Linked DNA regions of Homo sapiens: region 2 is linked to region 1. Evidence: chromatin loops called from intact Hi-C (ENCODE). Cell type or tissue: thyroid gland. All regions are shown on one strand. Each heading gives the region's core, and the rest is flanking DNA. Links, peaks and the distances in the headings are about the cores only. Region 1 overlaps PRICKLE2 (prickle planar cell polarity protein 2). Region 2 has its middle 22 kb from the start of PRICKLE2-AS1.

Region 1 (11,896 bases), core at 1,235-9,234:
AGGATGGTTATCCAAGTTATGCAGAAGAATAGACCTGGCCCTTCCTTAAATTAAATATAGAAATGTTTTGCATTGCAAGGATTAAAAAACATCTCAGACATTCTTGGTAAAGTGAGTGGTTCCAGTTGTTGCTTTATATCCTCATGTTGTTGTTTTCTGGTTCTTTCCCAGTTTGTCAGCAATGCTGAAAAATTACCCTGTTACCTTCTGGCATTGCACAACTAAGTTTCCCTTGCCAAGGTGTGTAGATGAGGTGTGTAAAAGGCATGGCCTTGACACAACAATGCAACACTGATCAAAGAAGGTAGGAAGCCCTTTCAGATTCCTGCTCCGTGTCTCCACTTATTCAGGCCAATAAAACATGCACTTGCATTTGATGCTGGCCTGAGTAAAAAAAACACAGAGTAGACCAACCTTTAACTATTGCTAATGTTTTCATATCTATTTTCCTCTGTCTCCCAGGACCCACTCCCCTTGGGACACTGTAAACCTCTGCCAATTTCCTCTCCTAAGTCACTGTCATATCCATCCACTTATTTTGGACTTTGCCATTAACCTTCACCTCTAGCCTGGGCTACACAGCCCCAGATTGCCTCCTAACAGGACTCCCTGCATCAGCACTTGCCCTTTTCCAATCAATTCCCCACACAGCAGCTGAAGCCATCTTTTCAAAATGCAAATTGGATCATGTCACCTCCCTCACTGCAGGGCCTGACATTTTAAGGGTTTTCCGTTGCCCTTATTAGAAAGGCCTACACCATTAATATAGCCCTAAATGGCTCTGCACCATCTGGCCCTTGCTTTCCTTCCAAGTCTTATTACTCTAAGTGCTCACCCAGCCATAGGACCTTCTGACAACTCTTCATACATTCCTACCACAGGGCCTTTACACATGCTGCTCCTGCTGCCTAGAATGACCCTTCCCCTATCCCTGAAGCATCACTTTTTCAGGATGTCCTTTGACTCAGCCACATCCCTCTTTGTAAGGCCTCCTAGCCTCACACTTACTTATATCATACAATTGGATGGTTACTGTGTATCAACTTCACTAGACTGTGAGGTACAAGAGGGCAAGGCCCATGTCCAATTCAGCTCAGCATTGCATTCCCAGCACCTTGCATAGGTGGCACCTACAAATACTAATACCAACCAGTATTCAATGAGCACTTAGAGGGTGTTAGACACTGTTCTAAATTCTTTCTATGAACTCACTCATTTAATTCACATTACAACCCTGAAAAGTAGGGTCATTCCATTTCAAAGATGAGGATAGTGAGGTGCAGAATAGATAAATCCGTTGCCCAAGGTCACAGAGCTATTAAACTATAAGTCCAGTTTCCAGCTCTGGCATACTGGTCTACAGCCCATGCTCTCATACTATTCTGCTATAACTCACAGGGTAGGCGCTCATGTCATATTTGCTAAGTGAATCAAAAAAATAAACAGAAACGTTGTTTCCCCTTCCCTCACTCCCATCCTTACCTAGAGGTCCTTCCTATGGGACCCAGCTCTCTATGAACAGCCACCCCTTACAGAATGTGGCTGATCCTCAAGGAATGGTCATGTTCCCAGCCTCATCATTCCACACCAGCATCCTTCACCAGGGACCAGCTCACAGTCTCCAGTTGTCCTGTGGTGTGGCCTCTGCCTAAGGCAGCCAGTTCCAATTCCAGCTCTACTATATACCTGGTCCCAGTGTGTGGCTTGAGCCCTGACCTCTAATTTGCAACTAATGCCTTGGTCCCCCACTCTGCCCTTGGTGTCTCTTGCCCAGGCACCAGCCCCTGGACCATCTCTGCTTGTCTGCCTTGTCTTTCCTACCTCTGACCTTGGCACATCATCTTGGACTGCCACCTCTGACTTCTGGCATTCACAGCTGTGCTCGCATGCTTCTCTTTAGCATTGGCAAACAGACAAATCAACAAGCCAGCTGTCACAGGAGAGAAAATGCCTATCCCTTCAGCTAAAGCCGTTGTGCAAGTCTTCTGACTGTGATTATGACCCTTCTTGTGAGGAATATCAGGCCAGTTAAGTGCATGGCTTTGCAGTTGATCACACCTGGGATCAAGTCCTCGCCATCTGTGGCGACTACAAAAGGGTTACTTCTATAAACCTTAGTGTACCCATATGTAAAATGGGTATAATGATCAGATTTATCTCACAGCATTTAAAGAAGCATTCTACATGAAGCCATTAGCATGTCAGGTCATAGCCAGTGGTCTATTATGATTATCATTGGTTACAATCAACATCAGAAGCAGCAGTACATTTACCATGGTCATTCACATCAGCCATAGCACAGTGTTTAAGGGCACAAGCTCTGTAGCTAGAATGCCCAAGTTTAAATTCTGCTTTTCTACTTCCAAGCAATGTGGCCTTGGGCTATTCAGCCTCTCAGTGCCTCATGTACACCATCTGTAAAATGGGAATAACAACCATGCCTACCTCATAGGGTTGTTGTGAGGACTGAGTGAGTTTAGTTTATGGAAAGTACTTAGAAAAACATCCAGTCCATATAAACACTCAATAATGTCAGTTGTTCTTGATGTTGTTATTATTTCTACTTCTAATGCTATGATTACGCAGGCTGCAAGCTGCTTTAGAGGCATGTTTAGGGGCTGGCAAAGTTAAAGCGCTTCTGCAAGGCTTCTGCATTGCAGTGGTATAAATGGTGGCTGTGCCAGCCTGAGTCACTCCGTGTAAGCATAAGGGATGAATTGTGTTTTCCAAGGAGAAGGGACTGTACACTCCCAGTTCTAAACACATTGGGAGAGGCCAAAGCCCAGATCTGAGGCTGACAAGCCAGTGCAGCTATCTGTTTTTTCAGATCTGTTCTGAGGAAAAATGCTGCCCACAGAAAGATCACACTTCATGCCAGATTAAACACTACAGACTTATTCAATAACATAAGTTACTGACCATGGAAGAAAAAAGAATCCATCATCTTGAAATCTAGCTTTATCTGAAGGATCAAGGTGCTTTCACTAAGCCTTTTGTGGCACGTACCTGGTATTCAGACTGTGATTCTAGGATTTAAAGATATGCAGATAGTTTAGAATGCTATTAAAAAAAAAACTACTGAATTTTCTAGCAAAATTCAAATGTAAACAGTGAGGGACAGCAGCAAAAACACCAACTTTCCAAGTCTAGTCCTCGGTGTATGGGTGTGCAGAGTAGGATGTGAAAGGCTATGTAGGGTCTGCTCCAATGAGGAATGATGAAGCTGTGCTTAGAATATTAGCCACCATCTTTCTTCTGACACTGTCATATCTGACAGAACCATAGAAACGCACACAAAATGACTTTCTTTAATTCCCTGTTTTTCATGGTTTTCTCAGGCTGGTTAGGAAAAAAGGAGCCTGCAGGAGTATTTTCTTTCTTTCTTTCTTTTTTTTTTTTTTTTTAGACAGAGTTTTGCTCTGTCAAAAGGCTGGGGTGCAGTGGTGTGATCCTGGCTCACTGAAACCTCCGCCTCCTGGGTTCAAGTGATTCTTGTGCCTCAGCCTCCCAAAAAGCTGGAACTACAGTCATGCACCACCATGCCTGGCTAATTTCTGTATTTTTAGTAGAGACGGGGTTTTGCCACGTTGGCAAGGCTGGTCTTGAACTTCTGGCCTCAAGTGATCCACCTGCCTTGGCCTCCCAAAGTGTTGAGATTACAGGTGTGAGCCACCACGCCTGGCCCATGCAGGAGTATTTTCAAATCTAAAATGCAAACCTGCACAGCTGGTGGATGGTGGGAGAAGTTAGTAGCCACAACAGGTCAAAACTTGAATCAGTGTGTTTGGGAGGAGAAAGAATTAATAATAATAAAAAGTCGCAGGTAACCATTATAGAAGGTCATATGTGTCAAAGACTATATTAATGATTTTAAACGCAATTATCATTTAACCCTCACCAAAGCTATACAAAGGAAGTACTACAGGAACACCTTTATCCACTTATTCACAAAATTCCATGGATGAGGAAATTGAGTTTTGCAGAGTTTAAGTGACTTGTTCAAGGCCACACAACTCCTAAATGATGAAGGCTTGATCTCATCCCAGCAAGTGTGACTCCAGAACCAGTAATCCTAACTATTAATTAATTAGAAAGACAAAAAATTAGGGCTCATGTAAGAACTTCAGAGACTAATGATGGCTTAATATCGTGCCCATCTTATCAGTTCACTCTGTCATCTGCACCTTCTAGCAGGGTCACCTCTAGCCACAGGAGGCTATTGAAATTTAAAAGAATTAAAATTAAATAAAATTTAAACTTCAGGCCATTGCTGTTGAGTACTTAAAATGTGTCTAGTGCAACTAATGGCCTGAAATTTTAATTTCATTTAATTTTAATTCGTTTAAATTTCCACAGCCCCATATGGCTGCCATATTAGACAGTGCTGATCTCAGGAGTTTTTTTCCCTCAGTTTTATCAGGCATGGCCAGGGTTGCTTCCCAAAAATCTGAGGCAAAGGGGCATTAGTTGCTTTGCCCAAGGATCCTAGAAAATCATGAGAGTAAATCTCCCATGATGTCTTCTTTAGGAATGGAAACCGCGTCCACTCCCTCCTTAGGAATGGAAATTGAGTGTCTTCCTCACTTGCCCTTTCCAGCATTCCTCAACCTCTAGCCCTTCTGATTTCCTCATGAGCCACAACGTGAGGATGATACAGTCAGAGCAGACAAACCCAGGCACATCTCCCCTCAGACAATGGTGCACATCAGCCTCAGCAGAGATCTGCTTAACATGCAGATTCCTGGGCCCCACCTCTGTAGAGTTCTGATGCAAGGGGTTAGGGGGAGGCCCAGGAGCCTATGTTTGAATCAAGCACACCCATGATTCTAATGCAGGTGGTCTAGCTTTGAGAAACTCTTCTTCAGAGGCTGAAGTATATATTTATCTGCTGTCCTCTTAAATAATTATAGCACATAAATCTTTCGAGAATAACATAACCTGGGCTGGAAGCCAGGCAGTCATCACTCTGCACTAATTGCTCCCTTCTAAGACATCAGGCAAGGCGCTTAGTCACCAAGGCCTCATTTTTTTTTTTTTTTTCCATCTGAAACATGGGGATGAGGATATCTACTCTTTGTTCTTGGACAAATGGGAACACAGATGTGGATGTATTTGAGGAGGATAGAAAGTAAAACCCACTGCATGGACAAGCTACAACTCAGAGCCTCATTTTGTTTGTCTAGCAGTGTTGAAATAGATTTCATATTTTTAAAAATCCACATTTTTAACTTCTCTGGAAAAACTGGAAGATCTGACAGGATGGGGCTTGTATTAGACTGGCAGCCTGGTGTGATTAAGAGCAAGGTTCTGAAATCATATGCACAGGTTCAAATCCCTGCTCTACCACTCTGAAAGCTGAGTGACTTTGGGTGAGTCCCTCAACCTCTCCATTTCTGTTTCTTCAACTCTGAAATGAGAATCATAACAATATTCCTCCCTCACAGTGTTATGACAATGTAATTAAGCAAGCTAATATTTATGACGTGCTCAGAACAATGTTTGACACATTGCAAGAGCTATATAAAGGTTAGGTGGATACATAAATATCCCAGCACATGGCAACAAGCAGCTGGAGCTGAGCAGTGGCCGTCCCCTTCAAATGGGGCTAACATTATCACAGTCTCTATCCAGACACCATCGGCTATGGAATCCTTGCTGTAAGGGGCAGACGTATATCTCCCTCCTCTGGTACCTTGCCCACAAAGGGGCAGATATACTTAGCACATCTTAGAGCGCTACTCTTCTCAAGCTATCAGTGGTGAAGGACCAGTTTGTTTTCATTTTCAATCCCTTGTGGACCGACATATGGCCCTGCTGAGCATGTCTGAGACACAGCACAAAGCACAAAGAGCTCAGTATGTGAGTTCTATAACACCCTGATGGGTCTATAACCTGATCAATAAGACAAGCCTGCTGAAAACGCACTTGGATGGCACCGCAACATCGAACTGCTATAAGTTTCTAACACTTCCAGTTTCAGTACTAATCTCGCTGCTGATAGGTGTTAAGTACTAATCTCACTGCTGATGGGTGATAGTTCTCAGCCAGTGTTATCCTCAGATTCTGCTTTAAGTAGCACTATCACAGAGAAAATCTACGTTACTCTATTTTTTCCCACATTTAAAAATATTTTTTAAATAATGTTTAAAATATTAAATCAATAATATTAAATTTTTTTTTTTTTTTTTCTAGAGACAGGTTGTCACTCTGCTGCCCAGGCTGGAGTGCAGAGGTGGGATCATTGCTTAGTTCAGCCTCAACTTCCTGGGCTCAAGTGATCCTCCTGCTTTAGTCTCCTAAGTAGCTGGGACTATGAGCATGTGCCACCAAGTCCAGCTAATTTATATATATATATATAATATATTTGTATATATTATATCATATATATTTATATATTATATATACACACAATATATATTATATATGATATATATATACACACGCTATATATTTTATATATATACACACACATATATGTTTGTAGAGACAGAGTCTCACTATGTTGCCCAGGCTGGTCTCCAACTCCTGGCCTCAAGTGATCCTCCTGCCTTGGCCTCCCAAAGTGCTGGAATTACAGGCATGAGCCACCATGCCTGGCCAACATCAGTCTTCCCACGCACACAAAACCAGCTGGACAACTTCACTGGAGAGAGAAGCATGCCATTATCTCTCTCTCTCTACTTCTGTTCTTTTCAGCCTGCCTGTCTTCTCCTTGTCTAGCCAAACATTTCTTATGTCTTTATCTGCACTTTGAAGCCAGTTCCCTGGTGAGAAACAGGTTCAGAACAGTCTCAGAAGCTGTCATGGATGCTTTGGTGCCCCAGGCAGCACCACGCTGGGGCAACTGGGCTCCAGGTGCTGTGAGTACTGCCATCAGCTCACAGCTACACCTTCTCCACCTTCATATGGTACAAGGGGCAAACAAGTTCCCTTGGACCTCTTTTATAAGGGCATTAATCCCATTCATGAGGTCTCCACTCTCATGACTTAATCACCTCCCAAAAGGCCCCTTCTCCTAATGCCATCACCTTGGGATTTAGGATCTTAATTTAAGAATTTTGGGGAAAACATTCAGACCATAGTATTTTCTTTCTTTAATGCTGCCTTTGGCCAACAGGAGCTGCCTTGCCCCAAGCCCACATCCACTATCTCATCCCTTTGTCACTCCTCAGCAGCCCAAAGCTGATGACCAACTAACACGATGGTACAAAACATCAGCCCCTTCGTCACAAGAAGCAATTGATTCTATAGTGCAACTCATCCATCAGAGTCCCCTGTGGGATCAGGCAGAAGCCAGACCCCAGTGAAGACACCATTCCTCACTTGGCTCCTCCCCATGCTCTGTCCTCTTTCTCTCACTCCCCTTCTCCTGAGAGCACTCCCTCAGTACATCACAGGCATCTGGACCTGTCTCAGGCTTTGTTTACAGGGAAGCCCATCAAAGATAGAAGCCATCTCAAACTTGGGTTTACCTTCCTCAGCAGCCTATTAGAAGAGGGCACGTGGCAGAAACAACATTAAAATCCGGAGGACCAGGCTGGGCACGGTGGCTCACGCCTGTAATCCTACCACTTTGGGAGGCCGAGGCAGGTGGATCACGAGGTCAGGAGATCGAGAACATCCCGGCTAACACGGTGAAACACGTGTGTACTAAAAATACAAAAAAATTAGCCAGGCATGGTGGCGGGCACCTGTAGTCCCAACTACTCGTGAGGCTGAGGCAGGAGAATGGCGTGAACCCGGGAGGTGGAGCTTGCAGTGAGCGGAGATCGTGCCACTGCACTCCAGCCTGGGGGACAGAGCGAGACTCCATTTCAAAAAAAAAAAAAATTCCTGGGGACCAGCATCCAGTCACCCAGAGACTACCCCCTTTCTATCTGTTTTCAAGGTGAACAGAACCTACCTGTTGCATTAGACAGGGCCAGGGATTCCATGGAGCCCCGAGGGGTCTGCTCTGTGGGCGTCATGTCCTCTGTGTATTTCAGGGAACTGATGGGATGACGGGTCCGACACTGCTGAGTGGACAAGCCCCCTTCCTCTTCCTCTTCCTCCTCATATTTGGGGACTTGGATGCTGCCTCGGGTCTCACTGAAACTCTGACTAGACATATCACTGTAGCTCTCCTGAGATCTCAGCCTCCCCGGGTAATAGTCTTCTCGGCATTCCTTGATGAAGCTGCCAGCATGTCCTGTCATGGCCAGTGACGAGCTCCTTTTGGGGTTGCTGAAGTGCTTGCCCCACATTTCGGGCTGGGCCCCAGCCCCTTGCCCTCCTGGACTGTAGGAAGTTCTGATGTTGCACTGGCTGAGGAGCTGCAGAGGGCTCTGGGTCTGGTTCTGCTCCATCTTGTTCCCATAATGGTAGGGCTCTTCCCGGCTCCTCCAGATGGGGTCCCGGTTGAGGCTGGGTGTCTGGCTGGACAGGCTGAGCATGTCCATCTGCAGTGACAGGGGGTCTACGTCGGCTGACAGCCGGTTAGAACTCACTTGCAGCTGGCTGTGCTGGTTCAGCATGGGCTCCTCCGTCTTGCCCTTGTTCTTGCCAATTTTGGCACTGCGCCGGGACTCCTTGGCCCTGGCGTTCTGGAAGGCGGAATCAGAGGAGTCAGAACCATTGGGGTCTTCCCCAGCACTGCAGGCCCGTGAGCAGAATATCTGGCCCTGCTTCGGGAGGAATGGCCGCCCCAGGAGGGATTTCTTGCAGTGAGCACAGCAGAAACAGGTCTCAGTGGCATGCCAGTGTTGGCCATCATAGGTCATTTGACCTTGGTCGATACCTAAAAAAATGAGAGACATTGGAGAGGCTGATGAGCTGCTCAGAGCTCTGCACTGGGACGTGAAACACATAGCACCTTGGTTTGTCTCAGGATTCCAGGTGCGGCAGGATAAACTGTCAATAAATCAACAATCAGACCCTTATGTAAATGGTATTCACGTCCTATTACGAGAAGTCCTTGTTGTACCAGTATGCGCCTTAACTCATTTGCTCCAAGCACAAAGACTCTAGGTTAAAATGGCTTGTCTATGAATCCTTCTGCCTGGGACACATTTCCCCCTGACAAATAGCAATAGTAATATTAACGTATGATCATGTACTGCTTTAAGAGCTTTATATATGTAAACTCATTTAATCACTCAGCTCCTTGAGCTAGCTTTCTAATATTATTTGCAGTTTTCACATGAGAAAGTAGAGGCAGATGAGGCTAAGTAACTTGGCAGGGTAACATAACTAGGAACCAGAGACGAGATCTGTACCCAGGAAGTCTTATTCTCAACCATGACATTGACACTATCTCCTTCACTCTAGTTAGGCATCTGCTCAAAAGCCAACTCCTCTGAGAAGTCTTCCTATCCACACTAAATAGTGATTCTCCATTACTCTCCACCCTTACCTGCTGGAGTTTTCTTGATAGCATTAATACCGCTTTACATTACAACAGTATATACATGCATCTGTTTATTATTTCTCTCCCCCGCTAAAAGTGAAGCTCTATGAGGACAGACTCATTGAGTTTCTACAGCATCTCCAGGACCTGGAACATGGCCTGGTGTATGACAGGGCTCTTTGTGTGTAGATAGATCGAGTGAATCCCATTACTAGCATATGCTATTCCAATGGGTAAGTCACAGCAGCAACTCAGTGGATGCTATGGTGAATGTTTTCTTCAGAACTCCTAAGTTTAACACCTAAATCCTAAAGTGATGGCATTAGGAGATGGAGCTTTTTGGGAGGTGACTAGGTCATGAGAGTGGATACCTCATGAATGAGATTAGTGCCCTTATAACAGAGGCCCAAGGGAGCCTGTTTGCTCCTTCCACTATATGATGACTCTGCCAGAAAGTATCATCCAGGAAACAAAAAACAGGCCCTCAGCAGACACTGCATTTGCTGGTGCCTTGAGTTTGAACTTCCCAGCTTTCAGAACTGTCAGCAATACATTTCTGTTACTCAGAGGCCACCCAGTCTGTGCTATTCCGTTAAAGCAGTCTCAACAGACTTAGTGGGAAATAAAAATGTGGATTTCAACTCTTGTTAAGGAAAAATCTGCTTTCGGTAAAGAAAAACCTAGACACGGTATTGCCAAAGCTACTGCCCCTCTGGGAGCGTAAGTACCCTTTGCTTAATTTCATCAGGGAAGGAAGAGGTACGATTCCTCCCTGTGACAGGCCTGCGCCAGGTTTATATAGCCTGGCCACACTGCGTACTAAGGGAGCCTCCCACAGCCCCAGGGGTTCTGCCTTCTCATCATCTCTGCCCTCTTCTGGTTATAGGACTTCCTCTCCCTGTGGGACACCATTTCCCTGCCATCTTCAGGCCGTGAGCTTTGGGTGGGGCAAAAGCTGATCTGGGGCCCAACATAGGCCAGCAAAAAAAATCTGCTCTCCTGGCACCCAGGGACTGATTCAGGGGTGGGCAAGTGACCTGCACTAAGCCAACACCTCTCATTGCTTTTTCTAAGGCAGGACTTTTGCTAAGGCAGTCACACAGCAGGCTCTTTTTATAGCAGCAGTAAAACTGGCAGAATGGAAACTGGGAGCTGCTGGGGCCCCTTCCCGTGGGGAGAGCCTGCTGGGAATATAGCCTCAAGCTATGACTGTAGGGTGGACCAGGACCCCTGCATTCTCCTGATGCGTAATGATACACGGCTTCCCAGAAAAAGGGACTAATGTGGCCTTTATCTTCAGTGGCTGAGAGTTCCTGAGCCTGGACTTTCAAGGAAGAACTTCTGGAGACTTGTCTAAAGAGGCAATGAACCAGAAATTAGGGAGAAGAAGAGAATTGCAAGAACAAAAGGCCACCGGCCCAAGCAGCCTACCTTTCTCCTCCCTGACTCACTTTTGTGTCAATGGAGCCCAGGGAGAGAGGAATGAGGGCAATTCTTCTCGTATTAGCTCTTTCCCAAACTATGGGGTTCTCTTTTCATTTTGAAACCTGGCCTTAGAGACTAAGAGGGGATTTTTTTTTATAGGGATAGGAGCAGCCACAAGGGTCACCCCAAGTGGGAGACAGGAAACTGTGTGAATCAACTGAATCAACTCCATCTTTTTTTTTTTTTTTTTTTTTGAGACGGATCAACTCCATCTCTTACAGCACCAGTGCTCCCCAGCAGAGTGAGAAATAACCAGCTGGGGCGGGGCTAGAAACAGACAACCCCGAGCGCCGTGGACACTTCCTCCCCAGACCCTTGGGAGAAAGCTGAGGCAGACATCACAGGGACATGGGACTCTGTAGTAGTTAAGCATAAGCCTTCAGGACTCTGATGAACACAGGTTCAAATCCCAGCTCCATCCCACAGCAGCTGGTTGTAAAGATGCTGACGGCCATCTGCTTGGGTTCAAATCTTGACTCTGCTGCATTCCAGCTGTGTGACCCTAGGCAAATTGCTTCATTTCTCTTTGTTTTGGTCTCCCCATCAGTACAATGGGGATAATCATAGTACTTGGTAATGGAGTTAACATGCATGGAGTGCTGAGAACTGGGCCTACTGACCACTCTTCTTTTATTGCGTTAGGTCTGAAAGCCTGCCTCTCTCTTCGCTGAGGGTCACTGCCCAGATGCATTCCAAGAAATAACTAGGAGGCTGCTCTGTCTCTCCTGCCCTCTCCCACCCTCCTTCTTCCTCCTCCTTCTTCTCACTCCCTTTCTCAAATGCCAAGAGTGCAGAGAGCTCATGATGGCATCCCTGGGTCCTTTGGTGAGCTCTAATCAGCACAGCATCCAGAGCAGCTGCGGCTATCCCCACTCCCTGTTAGAGGTACACAGGAAGTCCAGTCCCTCTGGTCTGTCTGCCACCAGCTGCTTCTCCAAGCTTTGGCAAGCACACATGCTCAGATGCAGCAGCAAGGGCCTAGTTCCTCGGGATGGGGGCCTCATGGAAGGAAGGGCTCAGTTTGGG
Region 2 (11,896 bases), core at 1,979-9,978, 98 kb before region 1:
TCTGTTTTTTTCTTTTTTTTCTAACCCTTTGGGCTAATTTTACATTTATAGGAAGTAGAAACTGATACAAATAAAATACTTTTGCTTTGAATTGACAGGTGTTGCTTTTATTTTTAAGTGTGGCTTTTGACCTGAATTGTTCAAATAATTGTATAAACCCAGCTTAAGATGCTCTCAATATTTTCAGACCTGCTTATATATTCAGTTTTTGTATGTCTCCATACACAATTTTATTTTGTTTTATTTTTTTGAAATGGAGTCTCGCTCTGTCACCCAGGCTGGAGTGCAGTGATGCAATCTCAGCTCACTGCAAACTCCGCCTCCTGGATTCAAGCGATTCTCTTGCCTCAGCCTCCTGAGTAGCTAGGATTACAGGTGTGTGTCACCACACTCAGCTAATTTTTGTATTTTTAGTAGAGACAGGGTTTCACCATGTTGACCATGCTGGTCTCGAACTCCTAACCTCAAGTGATCTGCCCATCTCAGTCTCCCAAATTGCTGGGATTACAGATGTGAGCCACTACATCCAGCCTCCATACATAATTTCTTTTCATCCTCATTCTTTTCTCTTTTTGTTGAATTTTCTCTTCTAATCCTTTAATAAACAATCTAGAACATGTGTAATTGATGCCAGAGACATATGCACTCCACCTCCTCTGAAAGCTTGGGAATACTAAGAAAATGGTTTATTTTTATTCTTTATTAAAGAAATATTAACATTTAACTTTTTTCTTATTAGACTTCTTGCTATTATATAAGATGAGACAATTAAAATGGTCTGTAATTCTACTTCTCTGGTATAATTATTGTTAACATCATGTATAGCCACCTAGTCTCTTATAAACAGAGAAAACATGGTAAATGCTTTCTGCACATTTTAAAAGTCACATTTAATGGTAAAGTGAAGTGAAGATTTGGTAGCAAATTGAAATAGCCTCAATGTTCAATAATAAATTAACTCAAAATGAATTTTTTCCTGAAAAGCTGAGGCCAGTCTAATGTAGCTGTCTGAGATTACCCCAAATATACAACTCCAAACTTCTAATTATGGTATGTGTGGTGTCTTTTAACAAAAGTGAAAAGCTTAGCCACAAAAGAGCAGGAAGCTCAGAAACCTGCAAGAACACTGGATTTGTACATCAGAAGCAGGAATTTGTGTCCTCTAAAAAATGGCCCACTAGAGAATTATTTTTTATTATTTTTTTATTTTTATTTTTTTATTTTTTTTATTTTTTTATTTTTGAGACGGAGTCTCACTCTGTCACCCAGGCTGGAGTGCAGTGGCATGATCTTGGCTCACTGCAAGCTCTGCCTCCCGGGTTCATGCCATTCTCCTGCCTCAGCCTCCCGAGTAGCTGGCACTACAGGCGCCCACCATCATGCGCAGCTAATTTTTTTTGTATTTTTAGTAAAGACAGGGTTTCACCGTGTTAGCCAGGATGATCTCGATCTCCTGACCTCGTGATCTGCCCACCTTGGCTTCCTAAAGTGCTGGGATTACAGGTGTGAGCCACCGTGCCCGGCCAGGAATTATTTTTAAAGATCCTTCTTCCTTGTGTTACCATAAAGCAATCTCTTCCGTATATTTGGCTGATGTGTTTTTAAAAGTGGTTATGATCTCCTATTAGGAAGCATGTATACGTCACCTTTCCTTTGAAAAACTAGAGAATGTCAAGTTTTCTTACTTGCTACAATTAAAACAAGTTGAAAATATGAACACGTGGTCAAAATTAGATAGGAATGGCTGATTTTTTTTTACATTTGGAGGAGCCGGAGCATGATATATATTTCTTTACAACTTGGGGGCTTTTCCAAGGATAGGCAAAGGTTTCAGCAGAGGTTCTCTGACAACATACTTTACCCAAATATCTTTTTAAAAATAATTTGAATTTCAATAGTTTGGGGGGTACAGGTGGTTTCTAGTTACATGGATAAGTTCTTTAGTGGTGATTTCTGAGATTTTGGTGCACCTGTCACCTGGGCAGTGTACCCAATATGTAGTATTTTATCCCTCACCCTCCTCCCATACCTAATTATGGTATGTGTGGCAAGTGTTTTTTAACAAAAGTGAAAAGCATACCACAAAAGAGCAACAAGCTCAGAAACCTGCAAGAAGACTGGATTTGTACATCAGAAGCAGGAATTTGTGTCCTCTAAAAAATAGCCCACTAGGGAATTATTTTTTTATTTTTTATTTTTTTATAGTCCGCAAAGTCCATTATATTATTCTTATGCCTTTACATCCTCATAGCTGAGAACATTTGATATTTGGTTTTCCATTCCTGAGTTACTTTACTTAGAATAATGGCCTCTAGCTCCATCCAGGTTGCTGCAAAAGTCATTATTTCATTCTGTTTTATGGCTGAGTAGTATTCCATGGTGTATGTATAACACATTTTCTTCATCTACTGGTTGGTTGATAGACATTTAGATTGGTAATATTTTTGCAATTGCAAATTGTGCTGCTATGAAGATGTGGGTGCAAGTGTCTTCTTCAAAAAATGACTTATTTTCCTCTGGGTAGATAATCAGTAGTGGGATTGCTGGATTGAATGGTAGTTCTATTTTTAGTTCTTTAAGCAGTCTCCACACTATTTTCCCGAGTCATTGTACTAGTTTACATTCCCACCAGCAGTGTAAAAGTGTTCCCTTTACACCACATCCACACCAACATCTATTATTTTTTGACTGTTTAATTATAACCATTCTTGGAGGAGTAAGGTGGTATCTCATTGTGGTTTTAACTTGCATTTCCCTGATAATCACTGAGGTTGACCATTTTTTTCATGTTTGTTAGCTATTTGTATATCATCTTTTGAGAATTGTCTATTCATGTCCTTTGCCCACTTTTGATGGGGTTATTTGTTTTTTCTTACTCATTTGTTTGAGTTACTTGTAGATTCTGGATATTAGTCCTTTGTTGAATGCATAGTTTGCAAGTCAAATATCTTTTTAATGGGAATCATTAAACCAGTCTGGAAAAGAACGCTGGTATTTTATATAAATTTTATATCCAGAGTAACATTTCTACCATTGGTCTATAGAAAAAAAATAAAGGCAAGGAATACTGTTCCTTTGGTTTTACCCTAGAATAATTTGCTCTTTGGATCGGTATCTAGGTAGAGATTATGACTAAGCATTGGTTAAGTTTGGGAAGCTGGAGAAAATCGTCTGTGTTTATCCAAAGAGGAAGTTTTAAGAGACCTATGGGCTACTTTGACTTGCACCCATGCTTATTTCACATATTTATAGACATTGCAGCCTCTATGTAATGTCTGTGCTCTTACTTAGGGCTATGTGGCTATGGCAATACCTCACTCACCATCCTGCAGAACAAGAGCAACCGTGGATTTTATCACCCAATCCACTAGCTGAAGCAGAATATGACCCACATACAACTGGGGTCCCACATGGCTGGAGCTCGGGGCTATGCCACGTTCAAAGAAATAGCAGTCTGATAGAAAATGAACATCAAAAGCCATTTAAATCTTTACTCGGTCTCACAAGAAAACCCTAAAAAGAAGAGATCATTTTTAGTGCAAAGTAAATTTCCTTTACAAAGCCTCCCAAGGTGACTCTCCACTTTCAAACCCTTTCACACTCCTAAGAGTGACTTCTACCAAAACACTATCTTCTCTCTCTACTCTTCAAAGACCTTCTGCCCACATCCAGACCCAGAGGGCCCTTCCACCTCTGTCCCCGTCTTCACTCCCTTCCTTGTTCTTTATTCTATGAATGGATTCACACTTGCCTGCTTCTTTGTCTTTTGCTTTTCATTTCTTCTATTAACAGGATTCTGAGCAACAAAGCAAAGACTAAGAGCTGACCAAGCAATCAAAAAGTAAGAACCCAAGAAACTTTCCTTTTTTGATGGCTTTAACAGGGACAAATATGATCAGCTAATGGGATTACAGGTTTACCTGTTTCCTACAAGCATGCCTATAATTTTTGATTCTTTGCTTTTGTGTGTGTGTGTGTGTGTGTGAAAAAGCCAACTTTCTTCCCACCCACCTGCTTGTTCCAAAGACCCTATTCTCCAAGGGAAATGTTACATGCCTTTCAAGAAGGCCTTTGCTTTATGTCCACTCATCTTCTCCTGTATTCCACCTAATTCATTCAACACATATTTTCGAAACACAGTGCTATGCTGGACCTCATATGAAGCCTGGTTTACAAGACGTATAAGTAATATGCCAAAATGGTGACACATACACAAATGGCCTTGAGAACAGATACTATATCCTTTATTTTATAATTATACTCAGGGAATATGGGGGATGTTGTGTGGATCACTAATTTCATGTTCAATTGTAATTCCCATTGTTGGATGTGCGGCTGCGTGGGTGAGAGTTTTTGGATCACAGGGGCAGATCCCTCATGAATGGCTTAGTGCCATGCCCTTGGGGGCGAGTGAGTTCATATGATATCTGTTTGTATAAAAGTGTGTGGGCCGGGCGCGGTGGCTCACGCTTGTAATCCCAGCACTTTGGGAGGCCGAGGCGGGTGGATCACGAGGTCAGGAGATCGAGACCACGGTGAAACCCCGTCTCTACTAAAAATACAAAAAAAATTAGCCGGGCGTGGTGGCGGGCGCCTGTAGTCCCAGCTACTCGGAGAGGCTGAGGCAGGAGAATGGCGTGAACCCGGGAGGCGGAGCTTGCAGTGAGCCGAGACTGTGCCACTGCACTCCAGCCTAGGTGACAGAGCGAGATTCCGTCTCAAAAAAAAAAAAAAAAAAGTGTGTGGCACTTCCCACACACTCTCTCCCCTTCTCTGGCCATTTGAGTGCCTGCCCCCTCTTTGCCTTCTGCCATGAGTAAAAGCTCCCTGAGGCCTCCCCAGAAGCCAAGCAGATGGTGGTGCCATAGTTCTATACAGCCTCCAGAATGGTGAGCCAGTTGAACTTCTTTTCTTTGTAAGCTACCCAGTGTCAGATATTTCTTTATAGCAATGCAAGAACCGCCTAACACAATAGGCAAGTAATGTGTTAAGTACTCAGATAGAAGGTGTATTGAAGGACTTGGAGTCCAAGTTAGAACATGAAGAACATGGGAAGGAAAGGTGTCGCAAGCAGAAGAAACAGCATTTGCAAGAACTCTTCTCTAGAATATAAGGGAGAAAAGCAAAGAGGGTCACAATGATTAGCTTCAAATACTTAGGACACACATGGAAGGCAGTTAAGGCTTGATCTGAGTTACTTCAGGGCTGAGAAATGGGATAAACAGGCAGGAATAAGAGAGGCCAAATTTACTCAATCTGAAAAAGAACTTTCTTATCCATGGAACAACCTGAATGATAGTAATGATAATACTAGCAAGTACATATATGCCACTTATTATATGCCAAGTACTGATATGTGCACTTTATGAATAAATATATAAATATTTACTTTATATAATTTTATATATGTCTATGTGTGTGTATATAAATATACAATTAATACTCATAACGGCACTCTGCTACTACTATTCCCAATTCATGGGTACAGAAACCAAGGTATCAGGTAACATGTCCAAGGTGCAATCAGTAGCTGGTGGCCCCTGGATTTGAACCTTGGCAGTCTGGCTCTAGCATTCGTGTTCGTAACCACCCTTCTATACGGCCAATGGACTAGCACATGTCCTATTACTGAAGGCATCCAAGTAAAGGTTGGGTGGCCCTTTGATAGGAATGCCTTAAAAGGGCTTCCTGCATTGAATGGGAGGCTGAGCCATATCACTTCTGAGGCCTCTTTCTCCTCTGACCCTGTGAGGCTGGTAACTTAATTCAAATTGTCTTTATACTTTCAAGGTTCATAACTCACAACTCGTAACCACACTTCTTCCAGTCTCCTTTCTTCCTTCTTCCACTCAAACCATGAAACTCTATCCGTCCTAGCTGCACAATTTTCCCTCCACATACTCTTGATGCTCTCTCCCAATTCTTCGTTATATAGGTTGGACCAAGCCTTTCTGGAAATGCCTTTCCATCCTCCCCTCCTGCCTCTCAGTTTCCTTCATATGTTTTCTCTCCATGTTCCCCTCTCTGTAACTACATCATCCAGGTCAAGAAATTCATCCAGCAAAGACAGCATTTACCTCTGAGAGTGGGTAGAGGAGATGCCCAGGGTGGGAGCAGGCAGGGAGATGGCTGGTCGGGCACTGCCTTTCCCATGGCAGTTTGGCTTTGTGGCCACTTTACTCTTCTGACTAAGAACTCCTCAGGTTTAAAGAGCAGAACGAGAGGACAGAGGAAAAGGAAAAAGTGAGCTTCTGTGTGCCAAGCCTGGCCACTCAGGCTGGAGGGCTTTTAGCTGAAGGGTCTCTCAGACTTGGCACGAAAAGAGGGAGCCATTTCCCTTGTCTTTATAGAACCAGGGAAACCTCAGACATTTCTGTTTGTCTTGTGAACAGCTGGTGACTCCTATGTGAATCTAGTTAAGCATCTTCCTGGCTGCAAACACTACAAGTTCTATTTTTAAGATTAAGAACATTTTCCTAAAATGTATCTCATAAAAGATTGGCTTCAGACATTTTATCCCCAACACACCATTTTGTGGTGCAGGCTAAATCTCATTATAGAAATTACTCCAACCTGAAGCTTGGCCAAGTCAATAATATTGATTGATGAGCCCAGGATGTCAACCATCTCAATACGATGCTTCAGACCCGACCCGTTGTTCTTTAACCTTGTCATATTTGTGGTTAATGCCCCTTCCCCTGGCAGCCCCTCCCTAAAAGAATAAATGTCAAATACAAACCAATTGCATTTGCTTCAGTCAAATGAAGCAAGATGCAGCAGCGTTTCAGTCTGGAATCTGTGCTGCCATTGGAACTTGGAGGGGTTTGGTTGGTTGATTCTGAGCTCTCCTTCAAGTGCACTTGTGGCGTGCTCTGTTCTGTCCCAGGCACTAAGACCTGCAGCGTGACATTCCAAGCAAAAGAGACATGCAGATACCAGGATGCTCAATTTGGGAAAGTAAAAGCCAGAGTCAAAGAAAGACAATCACTGTGGAGTAAATTCCAGGGCTCCTGTGGAATCTGCCTTTATTCCCATAAATACATACTTAAATCAAGCAGTTCCTCTTAGAACTCTGAGTCTCCTCCTGTTTGTTGCCACCATCATTAAAGGGTATAATCAGGTGACAGCCTCTGTAAATAGGAGCAGAAATCAAAACCAGACAGATTGCTACCTACCCATAATATATTTCACCTTAAAAAATAATAGTAAAAAATACAATAGTAAAGCAAGGGCTGTAGAGTGAAATATATATATTTTTTCTGCCTAAAGAAAAAGAGAGAGGAAACAAGTTCAGCTAATTCAGAGTGGAAGGTTGTGTATTAGGGACCTCACATTTATCCAAATAGAGGATGGTGTGGTGAGGGGTTGCCAGGGGAGGAAAGCATCACAGAAACAGTACGGAGAAAAGAAAGCGACAGGATGACGCCACAGAGCCAGACTGTAAAAAGGGGGAAATGGTAAAAGAGCCTGAAATTCTTCTTCAAGAATTCTTTCTTTTCAGCTGAGTGGAGCCATGGTTTCCTGTAATTATCCAGTCATGTGGCTGGCATGGATATAAGTGGGGCTTCTCTTTAGAAAAAGACGAAAAAGAGAAGGGTGTTGGGCCGTAGCTGGGTCCTGTCTTGACAGTCGGATAATTTCAGCAGACCTCAGTCGGCAGCTCACCCAAGCCACAGCACAGACTGGTCTCAGAATTCAAAGTGCAAGTATCCTCAGTAATTGCCAAAAGGCTTTTGGATGGGGAAAACAGTTTTCCAGGACCCTCCCGGTCCATAAAGCAGAAAGGTGAGCATGTAATGCTGAAAGGTTGGCTCTGCCTTGGTCCTTGGTTGACCTAACAACACAGCCTCAGCTTCCTTCTGTTTTCCAAGTTTCTCTGCTTGTCTGTGAAAAAGGAGCAACCCCTGTACACAGAAGAAAGAGTGCAAAATGGAGGAAATCCTTCTTCAGGCATAATCGAAGCTAAGTCAAAGAGGAGGAGAGAGACCAACCAAAATGAGCCAAACAATAGGAGACTTAAATAAAACCCAGGCCCAGTGAGGCCACTTCAAGAAGGCAGCAAAAATTACAGACATCACTGGAAAGGATGGTGGCCACTGAAAACTGCAGGCAACAGCAGTTGTGGTGAGGAACTGGCTTGGACTAGTGTAATAATCGTTCTGGATATTATGTAATGGATGATTTGGCATCTTGAAATCATGGGCCAAACTAATGACCAAAGTTGTTTGCATTCATATTTCCCTGTGTTTTTTGCAAGCACTTGGAAATGGTATTACAAATCCTCTGGCCACAAACTCCAACATCTGTGTTTTGCATCCTGCCCTGTAAAGGGCATCCTCACCCAACAACTTCCTGCCACTATAGTAATAAAGGCCATTGCCCACGCTTTCTCATTCTTCCTTCTGACTCTTGACTAACTCTGGCTGTTCTCCTTGTGACCCCTGCAGGGCACTGTGTGCCCCCTCCTCTTGGAACTGTGCATAATAAACTCTTCTTTCAAATGCAATCGTCTCTGTGCCTGTCATCTTGCCCCACCTGATTCAAACAAGTCCCAGGCACATTGTAAAACAGCTACAAAACATCATTTTGGATTCTCAATGGTGTACGCATTTCTAAACTGTGTTTGTGTGAGCAGTGGTCTGTGAGACAGACTTTTTCCTCACGGCCTATGTGATTCTGAAGGTGGAATTCACAAACCAGCTAATGATGATAACAGCTAACCTGGTTTGACAACTTGCAAACAATGAGTACTTCACATGACTCAACTCATTTCATCCTCATCTCAGCTCTATGTGGTAGGTCCCATCATTATTCCCATTTTACGCATGAGGAAAGGCTCAGAGAGGGTGAGTAAGAAGCAGGAGATGACTCAGCCTGTGGGCAACAGAGCTTAGAGGTAGTCTGGCTCCAGAGGCAGGGTTTCTAACACTGTACTTACTCTTACCTCAAATTCACTTGCTGCATCTTTAGTTCTTTCTCACTGTGATGGCCACATAGTCATGAGCAACGACAAACATTTACTGAGGCCAAATGAATGCATGTCATTATCGTAGGCACCAGGAGTACCTGACTATGAGAAAATGAGTCCTACTCTTGGCGGATACGATGAAAATATAACAGACCAGCATAGCTTCCACCGAGAACCAGTTATAGAGACAACAGATGCTTGCAAAAATAAGAGAGAAAAAAATCATAAGCTTTAGGGGAGCTGGAAAATTTGAGGGTGGGGGTGATTAACTTGTACTTTAAAGGAAAGAGAGGGCTAGAAAATGGACAGCTGAGGGGAGGGCATTTCTAGGAGATGAAAAGGAGAGAAAAAAGGCAACATAGGAAGACTGGCATGTTTACAGTTTGGCTCTATTGATCCTTTTTTTATTTGAGTGAAGGATTAGGTTGACATTAAAAAGGTTGATGCCGATGACAAAGGCTCTCCCATTGTGATGCTCAGGGAGCTAGTGCATCGGCTGAGCTTTGTGGAAGACTTGTAAGTAGAGGGGAGGAGGTGAGCAAACTCAAGAGATTAGGACAAGAGGGAGGGAGCAGCCCGGGAGGTGGAATGCCAGAAAAGAGGATGGTCGGGGCTCACTGAGATTGGGAAGGGCTGAGCTGAGGCCCACTGCAGGCAACAGAGAAGATAGGGATGAGACTGGAACAACATATCCTTTGGGTTCAGAGGGTTCTTGGAGTCCAGTTCCATCATGGATAAACAAGTACCTGTAATTAGGATTACTGGTGTTATAGGAAACAGTATTAAAAACAACCACTAAAGTTCTTGCCTTTCTTCCCTATTTCAAGTCCTACTAGAGGCATTTAAAAAGCTGGCATATAGTGGATTTCTAACAACCTGGATTACTAACACAACATGCTAGTGTTATATTTGTCAGTATATCTTTTGCTTTAGGTTATTTTCTTTTAATTTTTGTTTCATTAGATAAGTAGAAAGTTATTAAAGAAAACAGAAATTTTAGATATTAAAAAGGAATATGCTAAATTACATGTAATCCTACCAGCTGGTCATAATAAAAGTATTTTTTTTGGTATTAACTAACCTGTCAGACATTATAAATGTTGTATATACACACACATGTGTGTGTTTATATAATACACTTGTTTTATAATGAAACAATCATAACCAGGCATATGGCTATATAACCTGCTTTAATTCATTCATAGCATACCGTTACTGTATTTCCATGCCAGTAATTGTATATAGAGAGAGCTGGGCTCAGTAGCATGAGCCTGTAGTCTCTGTAGTCTCAGTTTCTTGGGAGGCTGAGGCTGGAGGATTGCTTAAGCTCAGGAGTTTGAGTCCAGCCTGGGCAACATAGCAAGACCCCATCTCTTAAAAATAATTATACATACATCCATACATACATACACACCCACACACACACACACAGATGAAAATGATGTATATATACATTTTTGACCTAACAGTTACATGAATGTCCCATGACTTGTTTGAATATTTTACTTTCTTTCTTTTTTTAAGTATTTTACATAATGTAATGTAGCACTAAATATTTTTGGACATTAGTTCTGAGTACTTGTCTGACTATACAGGTAATTCTCAAAAATAGATGAGAAATGTTACTTCTCAGACTGTCTCCTTTGTTGTTTTCAAGATTTTCTCTTCATCCCTACACATCTGTTGACCATAATTTTCTCTTTGGTCAATTTCCTTTTATATAGTCTCACTTGAAAAATGACTACATGAATCTCCCGTGGCAATTCCAAAATTCCAAATAATTTATGTAGATACTCCGTCTTCAAGGAGGGGGAGCATACATTCCTACTCCTTAAATGTGGGCTATGCATAGTGACTTCCTTCCAAGGAGTACGGCATAAAAGGAGGAACAAAAAATGAAAGTAACTTTACGGTGGAGCAACATGACAACACCACCTCATCCAGGTGATCAAGGTCTACATCAACAGCTATAAATCATGTTGATGTTACATACTCCTGATAAGATGTGATGAAAATGACAGTTTACCTCTGTGGCCTTCCCCCCTGCCCCGCCCCCCAGTAACCCAAAACACCAGTCTTATCATGACAAAACACCAGACAGCATTTTAATAGTAGGGCATCCTACAAAACATCTAACCAATACTCTTCTAAACTGTCCAAGTCATTAGAAACAAGGAAAGTCTGAGAAACTATCCCAGCCAAAAGGAGCAAAGGAGACATGACTAACTGTAACCTGGTAGCCTGGATAGAATCCTGGAACAGAAAAGGGACAGCAGGTAAAAACTAAGGTAATCAGAATAAAGTACGGACTCTAGTGAACAACAATTTATCAATATTGGTTCATTGATGGTAACATATGTACCATACTAATGTAGGATATTAATATCAGGGAAACTTGGCATTGGGTATATTAGAACCCTCTGTACTATCTGTTTGACTTTTCTGTGAATCTACAACTATTCTAAAAATAAAGTCTATTAAAAATGAGCTTAAGAGCATCCCAAAGGTGGTTCTTTTCTTGGTGCCGTCTGAATGCGCAAATGTAGACATGTGAACTGGACTTCAGGCTACTGAAGTCAGGCCTAGTCTGGGCCTGTCCTCACTGGTGAGGGTGGGTGTGGGGATGGTCTACAGAGCAGAAGGCAGTCCCCGGCCAGACGGAGAGCTCAATGTGGAGGAGCCACCCTTATTATTTCCTCCTGCTTGAATATGTGTACTCATCCTAGAAGGTGCACATTCTTTCACTCCAGCAATACTAACAACAGTAAGAAGAAAAATTCTCAAAATTGAGTGAAACACCGCCACCACCAACCATATCAAGAAAGAACACACCTGCAACAGCTTTCTCTGCATCGATTTAATTTGCTCTCCAACAAGTTGAGGCCTTCATAGGATGGACAGTCCACCTGCATGACTAACTCTGCTGGA

Evidence for each region. Peaks named below come from ENCODE experiments on the same cell type or tissue, not always from the same donor. Only the 100,000 strongest peaks of a DNase experiment are listed, where the experiment ranks them.
Region 2: it touches region 1 in a loop (2.4-fold over the local background); 8 of 110 quality-filtered maps call a loop at or near these places.

The regions. Positions count from the first base shown.
Region 1 is chr3:64,138,927-64,150,822 of GRCh38, forward strand. It overlaps PRICKLE2 (prickle planar cell polarity protein 2), which reads right to left. Exons shown (of 8, transcript NM_198859.4): 7 at 7,904-8,776. Among named protein-coding and RNA genes, the nearest start is that of PRICKLE2-AS2, 41 kb to the left of the region's middle. In thyroid gland, for the core only: no CTCF peak of the experiment used is centred there; no DNase peak of the experiment used is centred there; H3K27ac peaks cover 1,011 bases.
Region 2 is chr3:64,040,501-64,052,396 of GRCh38, forward strand. No RefSeq gene overlaps it. Among named protein-coding and RNA genes, the nearest start is that of PRICKLE2-AS1, 22 kb to the right of the region's middle. RefSeq lists a silencer at 8,233-8,527. In thyroid gland, for the core only: no CTCF peak of the experiment used is centred there; DNase peaks (open chromatin) are centred at 6,281 and 6,871; H3K27ac peaks cover 2,944 bases.